Linked DNA regions of Homo sapiens: regions 2 and 3 are each linked to region 1. Evidence: chromatin contacts called from ENCODE Hi-C or POLR2A ChIA-PET data. All regions are on one chromosome and are shown on one strand. The core of a region is the stretch at or near the end of the contact, and the rest is flanking DNA. Distances in the headings are between cores, read along the strand shown.

Region 1 (3,630 bases), core at 749-3,248:
CCATCCTCTTTCCTTAACACAAATGAGAGCATGTCAGCTCAAAACCATTCATGGTTTCCCAGGAGATAAATTCCAAACCCTTGATCTCATGTCACTGTCTAGCCCTAACCTTTATCTTCTTGGTTTAAACTTCTACTACCTATCACAATGATGTTCCAACTTTTTTTTTTTTTTTTGAGACACAGTTTCACTCTTGTTGCCCAAGCTGGAGTGCAATGGAGCGATCTCGGCTCACTGCAACCTCCGCCTCCCGGGTTCAAACGATTCTCCTGCTTCAGCCTCCCGAGTAGCTAGGATTACAGGTGCACGCCACCACATCCGGCTAATTTTGACTCAACCTATAGTAAGAAATACATTTTTCCTGTACACACACACATGTCCACATAAAACACTAAGACAAAAGTTTTAAGAAACAATTCAGGTAGGATTAACCTGATACTTTCTACTCATTCTGTGCTCTTTTTTGTTGTTGTTGTTTTCTCTAAATGGTGATTGTGACTTATTCATAAACTGCTAAAGGGCCCTGGCCTGCAGTTTGAAAATCACTGACTGCTCCCTCCACTACTACGTTCTCCACTCGGCCCTTAGCAAACTCTGTTCTTTTGCCATTTGCCCTAGCAGTCCCGGATGCCGGGAATGCCCTACCCTTCTTCACTACTCCTGTACACAGCAGGTTCTGACTGCCCTCTCAAAATGCAGCTCAAATGTTTCTTCCACAGGGAAAGCTTTCCACATACTGCCCCATTCACTATCGTCTCACTCTCGTTGCCCAAGCTGGAGTGCAGTGGCGCGATCTCCGCTCACTGCGAGCTCCGCCTCCCGGGTTCAAGCGATTCTTCTGCTTCAGCCTCCCGAGTAGCTGGGATTACAGGCGCCCAGCACCACTCCCGCCTAATTTTTGTATTTTTTAGTAGAGACAGGGTTTCACCATGTTGGCCAGGCTGGTCTCGAACTCCTGACCTCAGGCGATCCGCCCGCCTCGGCCTCCCGAAGTGCTGGGATTACAGGCGTGAGCCACCGCGCCCGGCCTGTTTCTTTACTGATTTGTCTCCCACATTGGAATGTTAGATCTTTGAAGGAACTGATCTACCGAGCTGCCCCAGTAACTTTAGCACCTAAAATAGTGCATAACACAGAGTACGCCTTCAGAAAACATGAGTGACGAATAAGTGGGAGATGAGACAGACGAGGCCACGGGAGTCTTAGGGGCCTGTCTTAAAGCCGTTTTGAGGTGTCCCTTGCAGAGTCAGGGGCAACGGCTAACGCAAGGTACCCAAGCCAGACCCGGGAAAGGGAGAGAGGGAGGGAGTTATAGCGCCCAGGTGCCACGTTTCAGGGCCTACCAGTAATAAGTGACTGTGCAGGCCGCGCACACCCGCTCGGCTGGGGCTTCGCACACCTCACAGCAGAGTCTGCGCCCCTTGGGGACTGCCAGTGGGTAGATCACATTCATGGTGCAGCCAGCAGTGCTGGTCTCTAAGACGGTTGCCCAGCAAGGATACGCTGAACCCCGGCGTCACGTGACGATCGCGGGGCTGCGTACTTGCCAGCATTTCAAGGGCAGAGGGCGGCGGGACGTGACTCGACTAACATCTGGGTGTATTGCTGAAGTTGGAAAAGGGGAAGAAAGAAAGAAAAAGCAGCACAAAACCCACAAGTCCCACGGGTCAAATGGCCGAGAAACGACTCCCAAGGAGTCCAAGTCCAGAAAGGCCCGTACAGTGGCCGGTAAGGGTCAAACATGGCCAGTTCTTCACCCAGGCTAGGAAACGAACGTGAGGGAACGTGACCCTACCAGATGCCCACCCAGCCGGGGATCCCCCTCGTTGCAGTGTCACTTTCGCTGGGCTCTGGGGCAGAACAACTACGCATTTCCAGACTTGGCGAGATCGGGACCTAGTGTCAAAAGAAGGGTAGTGAACCGCCCACTCAGTACGGCGCGGCGCGTACACCAGGTAGGCGAGAAGGGGCGTGGCGCGGCGGCCGCGAAACGTGCGCAGGCGCCGGCCGCTGCGCTGCAGATGGCGGAAATGGATCCGGTAGCCGAGTTCCCCCAGCCTCCCGGTGCTGCGCGCTGGGCTGAGGTTATGGCTCGCTTCGCGGCCAGGCTGGGCGCGCAGGGCCGGCGGGTGGTGTTGGTTACGTCAGGCGGCACCAAGGTCCCACTGGAAGCGCGGCCGGTGCGCTTCCTGGACAACTTCAGCAGCGGGCGGCGCGGTGCAACCTCGGCCGAGGCCTTCCTAGCCGCCGGCTACGGGGTCCTGTTCTTGTATCGCGCTCGCTCTGCCTTCCCCTATGCCCACCGCTTCCCACCCCAGACTTGGCTGTCCGCTCTGCGGCCTTCGGGCCCAGCCCTTTCGGGCTTGCTGAGCCTGGAGGCCGAGGAGAATGCACTTCCGGGTTTTGCTGAGGCTCTGAGGAGCTACCAGGAGGCTGCGGCTGCAGGCACCTTCCTGGCAGTAGAGTTCACCACTTTGGCGGACTATTTGCATCTGTTGCAGGCTGCGGCCCAGGCACTCAATCCGCTAGGTGCGTGCCCTAGGAGTACCCCTTTTGCCTGGAAGCACAGCCTTTCTTTCCAGCCACTTATCCCCTTACCTCCTGCTTACCCACGGATCTCAGCTGGGGAACCCGAGTTGAGAAGGAGCTGATCCTATATCGTACCTCGCCGATTTGTTAACACCTTGTGTTTCTCTTTGCAGGCCCTTCTGCGATGTTTTACCTGGCTGCGGCTGTGTCAGATTTCTATGTTCCTGTCTCTGAAATGCCTGAACACAAGATCCAGTCATCTGGGGGCCCACTGCAGGTGATGGGCGCTTCTCTTCCAGAGATCTAATCCCATATAACCAATCTTGGGTTAATTTCCTCTTGATCTGGAGATGGCCTTTCTGCATCTGTATTCGCTAGGCACAGGGGATACAGAGATGAATAAGACACCGCCCTCCCTCATGGACCTCACAATCTAGTGAGGGAGCTGGACACAGACATAATTACAATACAGAGTGATAAATGCTCTAGTGGAGGTATGTACAAAGTGCAGTCAGATCATGGGGCGAGTGAATCCTGGGGGAGTCGATGAAGCTTCTTGGAGGAGATGAATTGAACTGGGTTTTAAAAGATGAGCAGAACCGAGCGCGGTGGCTCACGCCTGTAATCCCAGCACTTTGGGAGGCCAAGGAGGGCAGATCGCCTGAGGTCAGGAGTTCGAGACCAGCCTGGCCAACATGGTGAAACCCCGTCTCTACTAAAAAAATACAAAAATTAGCCGGGCGTGGTGGCAGGCGCCTGTAATCCCAGCTACTCGGGAGGCTGAGGCAGAAGAATCGCTTGAAACCAGGAGGCGGAGGTTGCAGTGAGCTGAGATCTCGCCATTGCACTCCAGCCCGGGCGACGAGAGCGATACTCCGTCGCAAAAAAAAAAAAAAACACCAAAAATCAAAACAAAATGAGCAGAGGGTGTACGAAGTGGGAAAGGTCATTCCAGGTGGAGTATGGCAGTAGGAATTTGAAAGTGGGCAGTGGGCTGTGAACCGAAGTGCTTTGGTAAGGCTGGAGAGCTGACTGAAGAGATGGCTTGCTTTGTAGAAGACTTTATTTTCCTTTTTTAAGGAGCTTGGACTTTTTCTTGTG
Region 2 (3,630 bases), core at 674-3,173, 1.5 Mb before region 1:
GGTCTCACTATATTGCCTAGGCTGGTCTTGAACTCCTGGACTCAAGAAATCCTCCCACCCTGTGTCAGCCTCCCAAAGTGTCAGGATCACAAGTGTGAGCCACTATGCCTGGCATTCCAAACATTTTTTAGATTTGGAGCTGAATGCAGCATGGGCAGGTTGTCAGGGTTGAAGCACTGGTGATCCAGATCTGGAAGGAGCCAGAAGCCTCTAAAAGAGGCCACTGCAGGAGCCTCCTGACCTGGTTTCTGGGAATCCATCTGCTTCAATGATTTTCCTAAAACACAAATCTGATCCCATCACATCTTTTTTTTTAAAACTCCTTCAGTGAAGATAGTTAAGAACTTGTGGCAGACTGCTTCTAGAGAACAAAACAGGAACACTGGGGTACAGAAATAAGAGATTTACTTTTCATGGATACCCTTGTGTAGTGTTTGGGGAAAAATTATAACCATGTACATATATTCACTATTCAAAGGAAGGTCAAAAGCCTCTCAAAAGTTTCTACAGCTTTCCACTATCCCTAGGAGAAAGAGAAGCCTTTACTTGGTCTATAATGCTCTTCACCGTATGGCCCTACCCAACTCTTCAACCTAATCTCATGTTAATCTCGCTTCCTGTGGCCCTTGTGGACTTGGCTAGACTGGCCTTCCAATTCAGCTGTGCCGGCCTCTTTGGGCTTGTACACAGGCTTTTCCTTCTGCCTCACTTTTAAAAAAAAATTATTATTACTATTTTTATTTTATTTATTTATTCTTTGAGAAGGAGTCTCGCTCTGTCGCCCAGGCTGGAATGCAGTGGTGCAATCTTGGCTCACTGCAACCTCCACCTCCCAGGTTCAAGCTATTCTCCTGCCTCAGCCTCCTGAGTAGCTGGGACTACAGGCACCCACCACCACGCCCAGCTAATTTTTGTATTTTTAGTAGAGACGGGGTTTCACCATATTGGCGAGGCTGGTCTTGAACTCCTGACCTTGTGATCCGCCTGCCTCGGCCTCCCAAAATGTTGGGATTACAGGTGTGAGCCACTGCGCCCGGCCTACTATTATTATTTTTATAAGAAACGGGGTCTCGCTATGTTACCCAAGTTGGTCTCGAACTGTTGGGCTCAAGCATGTCTCACTTTCTTATCCCCGCCTCTCCCTTTCCCATCTTTGCCGTCTACTTAGGTCTCTGCTTCAAAGTTACTTTTTCAGGGCGGGCTTCCCGCCTGAATTCCCAATCACCACCGGACTTGGGTCAGTCCCCGCGCTGGGCACTCACTGCCCCGGCACCAGCATCTCTGCAGCAAGCACCCATAACAACCATAAAGTGTAATGAGCTGCTCAGTGTGCCTCCCTACATCGTTAGTCCGAGGAGAGGGTCCCTCGGTGCCCAGCACAGTGCGTGGCACAGTCGGTGCTCAGGGAGCGATAGCTAGATGAAACCGTACTTTTCGGGATCCTAGTCCATCCAAAGCAGCCGCCTTCGGGGCAGGTGTGGGGAGGAGGGAGGCCGACGAGGAGCCAACGCCGCGCGACCCTCCGCACTTCCGTCTTGGAGGCCAGGGTGGCGCTGCCGCCGTCCCTCGCCCGGAGGCAGAGATGCGCTGGCGCATCACCGCCAGGAGCCCACAGTGAAAGACCATCGGATGGAAGGCGACGCCCAGAACTCCAGGAGACCGCTGTGGGAGGACGCGAGGCCAGGTGACGAATAGGCCAGGCGTGAGTTCCCAAACAGCCTCCTCCCCTTCAAGAGAGTAAGCTTGGGCCACAGGCTGGGACGGAAGCAGAGGGGCAGACACGCCACCACCCGCCCGGCCTCGAACCTACGGCGGCACAGTTCAGCGGAGGCGGCCCAGCGGTCCTGTCCCGCGCCTGCGCACTCCAGGCCCCGCCCCGCCCCGCGCCCTCCAGGCCCGGCCCGCCCTCCAACCTCTGCGTGCGCACAGCCTAGAGCCCGCCTCCGTGAAAGACTGCCGGGCGCATGCGGTCGGGGTTGTTCACTGGCTGTCCGGGGCTCCGCGCGCGTCGCCGGCCCAGCTCTGTCGCTGACGGGAGGATCTGAAGCCGGCCGCAGGTAGGCTGACTCCAGGGATCCCGGGGGGGATCTGTTCTCCCGCGCAGGAGTCAGCGGCGCGAGCTGAGCCCGGCGCCGAATAGCCCCGCCGCCGCGGTGACGGACGTCGCTCCTACCAATCAGGGGCGAGGTGACTCGGCGTCCTGCCCAATGGGCTGTGTGCCTAACGGGAGTGGGGCGGGCGCCCCGGCCGGCGAGCTGCCGGCTCCCGCGCGCGGGCCTCGTGGCCGGGCGGCGCTGGGGAGAGGGGCCAAGCGGGGCGCGGGGCGGCTTCAGAGGCTGCGGGGCCTGCGCTGCCGCGCTGGGCCGCGCCGAATCAGCTCGGCCGGGCTCGTCGGACGGAGAAGGCCGTAGGGGAGTGGAGCGGCGCCCCCCCCCACACCCTCCGCCCTTGCTCTTCGTCTGCGAGGAAGCCCGGCAGTCGCCCATCCATTCAAGCAGTGCGGGCCTCGGGCCTCCGGCCTCGGCGCGGGCTCAGCCGCCCGGGGCTGGGCGCGGCAGCTCCGCGCCGTAGGACGAGGGGGCCTGCGAACTCGCCGGCCCTGGGCCCCGCGGCTGGCCTTTGGGCCTCACGGCTTCCTCCCTTCCCGGCGGCCGGGGGTCGGGGCGCTGGCGGTGTATAGAGCTCACCACGTTTGCGTGGCGCCCTTCCGTCCACGCTCGTTACAGTTTCGAATCCTCAGCGGCCCTGTGACGCGGGCGGCGCAGAGATTCTCACCCCCATTCCCCTAGGTGAGAACCCGCGTTGCAGGCAGCTCAAGTGACATGATTGAGGTCTGCACACTAGTGATGGGGGCTGGCACTTCATCTCATAACATTGAAAGAAAAAGCATTTCCCCCCTCAGTCTTTGTTGAATTTCTCTGATGCGTCTTGATTTACGTTACTTCTGTGCCGGAAAACCTTCTTGCGCCTTCCGTCACCTTCAGGATTAAGTTCAGATTGGGCATGCCAGTTTGCACATGATCTGGCCCTTGCCTACCTTTCCAGTTTATCTTCCACTGTATATCCCTGCTTCCCCGCCTTCCCCCTCACGGCCTTACCTCTGTTCTCTGTAGCTGCCCTGCACCTGCCTGTTCACCCTGTTCCCTTTCCTGTGCTCTGAGTCGTGCAGTCAGTCCTTCAAGGCCCATTGCAAGTCATATCTACAAAACAGGAGCCGCCTGGATCCGCCCACTACCCCCAGGACTTGTCTCACCTTCCTCTGATGGCCATGGTACTGAAAGCGTCTGCTCTCATCGTCCCCCTTTATAGTCTAAACATGTTTTCTGTCTGCTTCCACCGTCACTGAATTACTCATTTATTTGTTAATGTTTCATCTCTCCAACTGGACTGCCAGAAAGTTGAGATATGGGCCCAAATCTGATTAATGTTTGCAGTCCCCAAGCACAGTAGCTGTCATGTAAGTCAGTAGCCCATAAGGATGAATGAATGAGCCTCCCGCCTGATCTTTATGTACACTGGCATATGTATTGCCAGGCACTGAGACTGCAAGAATCTAAAGAGAGAAACTAAAGAACGTAAAGAGAGATGTTAAACTCTTAGAGTAAAATTGGGACAAATCAAATGTAATTG
Region 3 (3,630 bases), core at 554-3,053, 1.2 Mb after region 1:
GTAGAGGGCCCTTGGAAATCATCTGGCAGCACCAGGAAATACAGCAAAATCCAGTTTATGGAACACAGTAACAGTAACTAGCGACTGTATCCATGTCCAGGACAGTGGAGTCTGTGAAGCAACCTGCAGTATCTTGTGCTTAGTGGCAGCAGGAAAGACAGTGGTGGATGAATTCTACCGCAGGATTTGGGTTTTCTTTATGTGTCCTGCAAGTTGGATTCTTCAGACTCGGCACTTTTGTGAGCCACTCAGTATAATCTATTATCTAATACTGTCGATTACCTTACTGGGTAAGGGCAAAAACCCCTATTGTGAAAGACTTGTGGCTGCGTAGCCAACGGCCATTCTTTTTGAAACAGTCATTTCTGTTTTTGAAACTATTTTTTTTAAAGATTTTTTTTTCAGTAGGCATGTACCCAGCCTGAGGCATAAATCATGATTGGTCCATAGCATTCTATGAAATATGTTCTTTTTGCCAACATTCATTAACTCTCATCTTTACAAAATTTGCAAGGCATTATTTTTTCCATTTTATTGATGTGAACTCCCAGGCTCAGAGAAGTTACTAGTTTTGAACACAGGCCTGACTCCATATAGCTCTTTCCAGGGCACTACCCCATTATTCATCCATGGTAATTCTGTATATTTTTTTATGACTCTGGTTGTGGGTATTTTACTTTCCTACTTGACCTTCCCCACTACCCTTGACAATCTGGGAATTCCTTAAGGCGACTCACTACCCCTCAGGAACCGCTCCTAATGACTTCTAGGAAGCCCCCTCGCCCTCCAGAAGTGCCTCTTCTGATTCCCAGGATGCCCCCCTCTCCGCCCCAAGAGCTGCTCCTAATGATCCCCCAAATCCCCGCTCACTGAGGAACTGCTTTTTTTTTTTTTTTTTTTTTTTTAGACGGAGTTTCACTCTTGTTGCCCAGGTTGGAGTGCAATGGCGCGATCTCGGCCCACCGCAACCTCCGCCTCCCGGGTTCAAGCGATTCTCCTGCCTCAACCTCCGGAGTAGCTGGGACTACAGGCATGCAACACCACGCCCGGCTAATTTTGTATTTTTTTTTTGAGTAGAGACGGGGTTTCTCCATGTTGGTCAGGCGGTCTCAAACTGCCGACTTCAGGTGACCCGCCCGCCTCGGCCTCCCAAAGTGCTGGGATTACAGGCGTGAGGGACCACGCCCGGCCAGGAATTGCTTTTTAATGACCCTAAGGAGAGCCTCCCTCATGGTCTGTCCTAATGACCCTCAGGGCAGCTTCCCTTCCCTGTTCAGGCTTGACAGCGAATGAGGGGTTTCCAAGGCCACGGGATTTTGTTTTGAAAACCGAGACACCCAGGACAAACCGGGACAAGACGGTCATCTTTTCAGCACTCCCTGAGCTCGGAAGCTGCCCCTAAGGGCCCCGACACATTTCCACGTTAGGCAAAGAGGATACTCATCCCAAGAAAACTTTGGCCTATCCTTTCGTTAGCGACATCCTATAGTAACCTCACCGCCCTTACCCATCTACCGGACCGGCCCACTTCCAGGTACTAGCTTCTTTCAACCCTGATTAGTTATGGGTGACCAGGAGCCCGCCTATGATTGGCCAGCTTCGCGATCCAGCTAGAGGCTCACTGGCCGCGGTCCCTAGTGGTACAGCGTTTCCTCCCGGCAACAGCCCGAGCCGGCGCTCATAGGCTGAGCACACTGAGGTCGGGACTGGGAGGTGGCTGCGGCGCGTGCTCATTGGCTGGTGTATGGCTTGCAGCCACCCTTGAATTGGTTGACTCTGTACGGCTGCGCAGATGCCGACTTTAGAGGAGGCGGAGTTTCGGCCTTCGCCTGCTGGAAAAGCAGTAGGATCGGCCAGTGGCGACAGCAGGAGCTGAGCCTAAGCCCTGGCGGGGCTTTGGGCTGTAGGTGAGAACTATAGGGTTTTGGAATTCTCGAGGATCATTGCCGCTGTAGCAGTGACCGTGAGTTTTGGTGGGGGAGGGGCGGTGGGGGTGGGTCTTCCAGCGGTGAGTGATCGGCATGTTTCTCGGCCAATAGGAGAAGGAGCTTCCAGAATGGGTTCTGAGATTGGTCCTTTCCAATCTTCAAGGCCAATGGACCTCGGGAGAGGGGGGCGGGTCATCTGGGCCTTATTTTCTTCTTCCTGCGGCCGAGCTTCACTCGCCAAGGCGGCGGGGCCGGGAGGGGCCGAACCTGTGCGCGGTGAGGTTCGGGGACGGTGGGGAGCAGGGTGCGCTGCCTTTGGAGTGATGCTCGCGGGAGCGGCTGCGAGGGAAGGGTGCGGGAGTCCGAGGGGGTTGTTAGCAACAGCTAGCTTTATTGAGTGGGTAAGTACCGGGCCTAGTGCTTAGTGCTTCGCTTGCATCATCTGAGCTAATCACAGCGACCCTGCAGGGCAGGGGGTTGGGATCCCCATTTTACAGGTGGAGAAACTGAGACTCAAGTCAGCTCACACAGCCAAGGTCACATAGCTAATAAACGGCAGAGACCGGATCTGTATTCAGAGTTTTGACTTCGGAGCCGGTGTTCTTGAATCTCTAGGCTTTGTTACTGATTGGGAGGGAAGGTGTCATGAAACGGGAGCTTTCCCCAGGGAACAGATTTGGGGGAAGGGAATCCTAGGGTTGAAGAAGGGATGAACAATTGAGGTGAGGGTGAGGAAATCAGTTTTTCAACAGTTACCGATTGCCTACTCTGTGCCATGCATTGTTCTAGGCATACAAAGATGAATAGGGGCAGAGGCTGATGAAGCCCATTAGGGCCCCTTTGAAGGCCCGGGGAAGGGCCCCAACATTGTATTCACATGATTGTATGTTTTTATAAAATGTGCAAAAGTAAGATATTTTGGATTCATTTTTCTTTTTAAGAGGGTCTTCAAAATTAAATAAACTTCGGGTTTCTCCACACTTGGAGCTGCCCTTGCAGAGGACTTAGTCCAGGTGGAGATGAGTATGTAAGCAGTATAGAGCAGTGGAAGGTGCACTTAAGAGTGGGCTGTGGGCAAATTTCCTGGTATGTAAAACAGGGAGAACAGTATACCTGCCATGCAAAGTTTCTGCCAGGTTCATGAAAAGCGCCTGTTTAGAAACACGCCTTATTTTTGATAGGAAGCCTAGGAGATACGGGTAACTGGATTTGCCTTCTCTCCTACCTTACACAGTTGTGCTCCGTGTTCTGCTCCCAGGCCTGTAACTAGATTTCTGGTGGATTGGAGGCGCTTTTCTCCTTTCTGAGCTCTCCAACTCTCAAAGAGAGTCTTGGAGCTGAACCGCCATACCTTTGGGCCCCAGATAGGGGGTACGGAACTGCTGGACCCTCAGTGAGGAGGGTGGGTAAAGGAAAGGACATACTGGTGTTCCTTCTAGAATGGCCTATTTTCATTGATATGCTTTGTCTTTTTTCAGTTGAGGTGGTCTATTGCGTTACCGAGCTGTGGGGATGCACCCACTTAGCTGAAGTTCTCATCTAAAAACAAAGTATTTATTTTGCTTTCTCCAATCAGTTATGAAGTTTTCCGTGTATTGCCAGTTTAAATTTTGTCCTTTGAGTTCTGGGTACAGTGCAACTGAACTTGTCTGTAGCTTGATTTCATTAAGTACTGCTGAAACTGCATCTTAGTTTCAACAGA

Evidence for each region. A loop is a pair of places that touch in the nucleus more often than their neighbours do. ChIA-PET counts read pairs that join two places held with the same protein, here RNA polymerase II (POLR2A). Pooled maps may share reads with other maps.
Region 2: a loop to region 1 is called in a map of naive thymus-derived CD4-positive, alpha-beta T cell, with 26 times the contacts of the local background. The contact joins the promoter of CTPS1 here to the promoter of PPCS in region 1. A Hi-C loop is called at or near these places in 1 of 168 maps with a recorded cell type or tissue (naive thymus-derived CD4-positive, alpha-beta T cell), 1 of 37 single-sample maps with no recorded cell type and 7 of 50 pooled maps.
Region 3: a loop to region 1 is called in a map of B cell, with 7 times the contacts of the local background. The contact joins the promoter of KDM4A here to the promoter of PPCS in region 1. A Hi-C loop is called at or near these places in 4 of 168 maps with a recorded cell type or tissue (B cell, ascending aorta and naive thymus-derived CD4-positive, alpha-beta T cell) and 12 of 50 pooled maps. POLR2A ChIA-PET finds 5 or more read pairs at or near these places in 1 of 52 experiments (T-cell).

The regions. Positions count from the first base shown.
Region 1 is chr1:42,454,545-42,458,174 of GRCh38, forward strand. It overlaps PPCS (phosphopantothenoylcysteine synthetase), which reads left to right and starts at 1,999. Exons shown (of 3, transcript NM_024664.4): 1 at 1,999-2,529; 2 at 2,703-2,806. The coding sequence starts at 2,022. It overlaps ZMYND12 (zinc finger MYND-type containing 12), which reads right to left and starts at 1,478. Exons shown (of 8, transcript NM_032257.5): 1 at 1,344-1,478. The coding sequence starts at 1,453. It also overlaps a transcript of CCDC30 not described here. RefSeq lists enhancers at 1,600-1,829, 2,070-2,139, 2,230-2,349.
Region 2 is chr1:40,977,773-40,981,402 of GRCh38, forward strand. CTPS1 (CTP synthase 1) reads left to right here and starts at 1,924. Exons shown (of 19, transcript NM_001905.4): 1 at 1,924-2,057. RefSeq lists silencers at 1,713-1,902, 2,173-2,462, 2,533-2,672 and an enhancer at 2,873-2,922.
Region 3 is chr1:43,648,346-43,651,975 of GRCh38, forward strand. KDM4A (lysine demethylase 4A) reads left to right here and starts at 1,804. Exons shown (of 22, transcript NM_014663.3): 1 at 1,804-1,907. RefSeq lists a silencer at 1,571-1,690.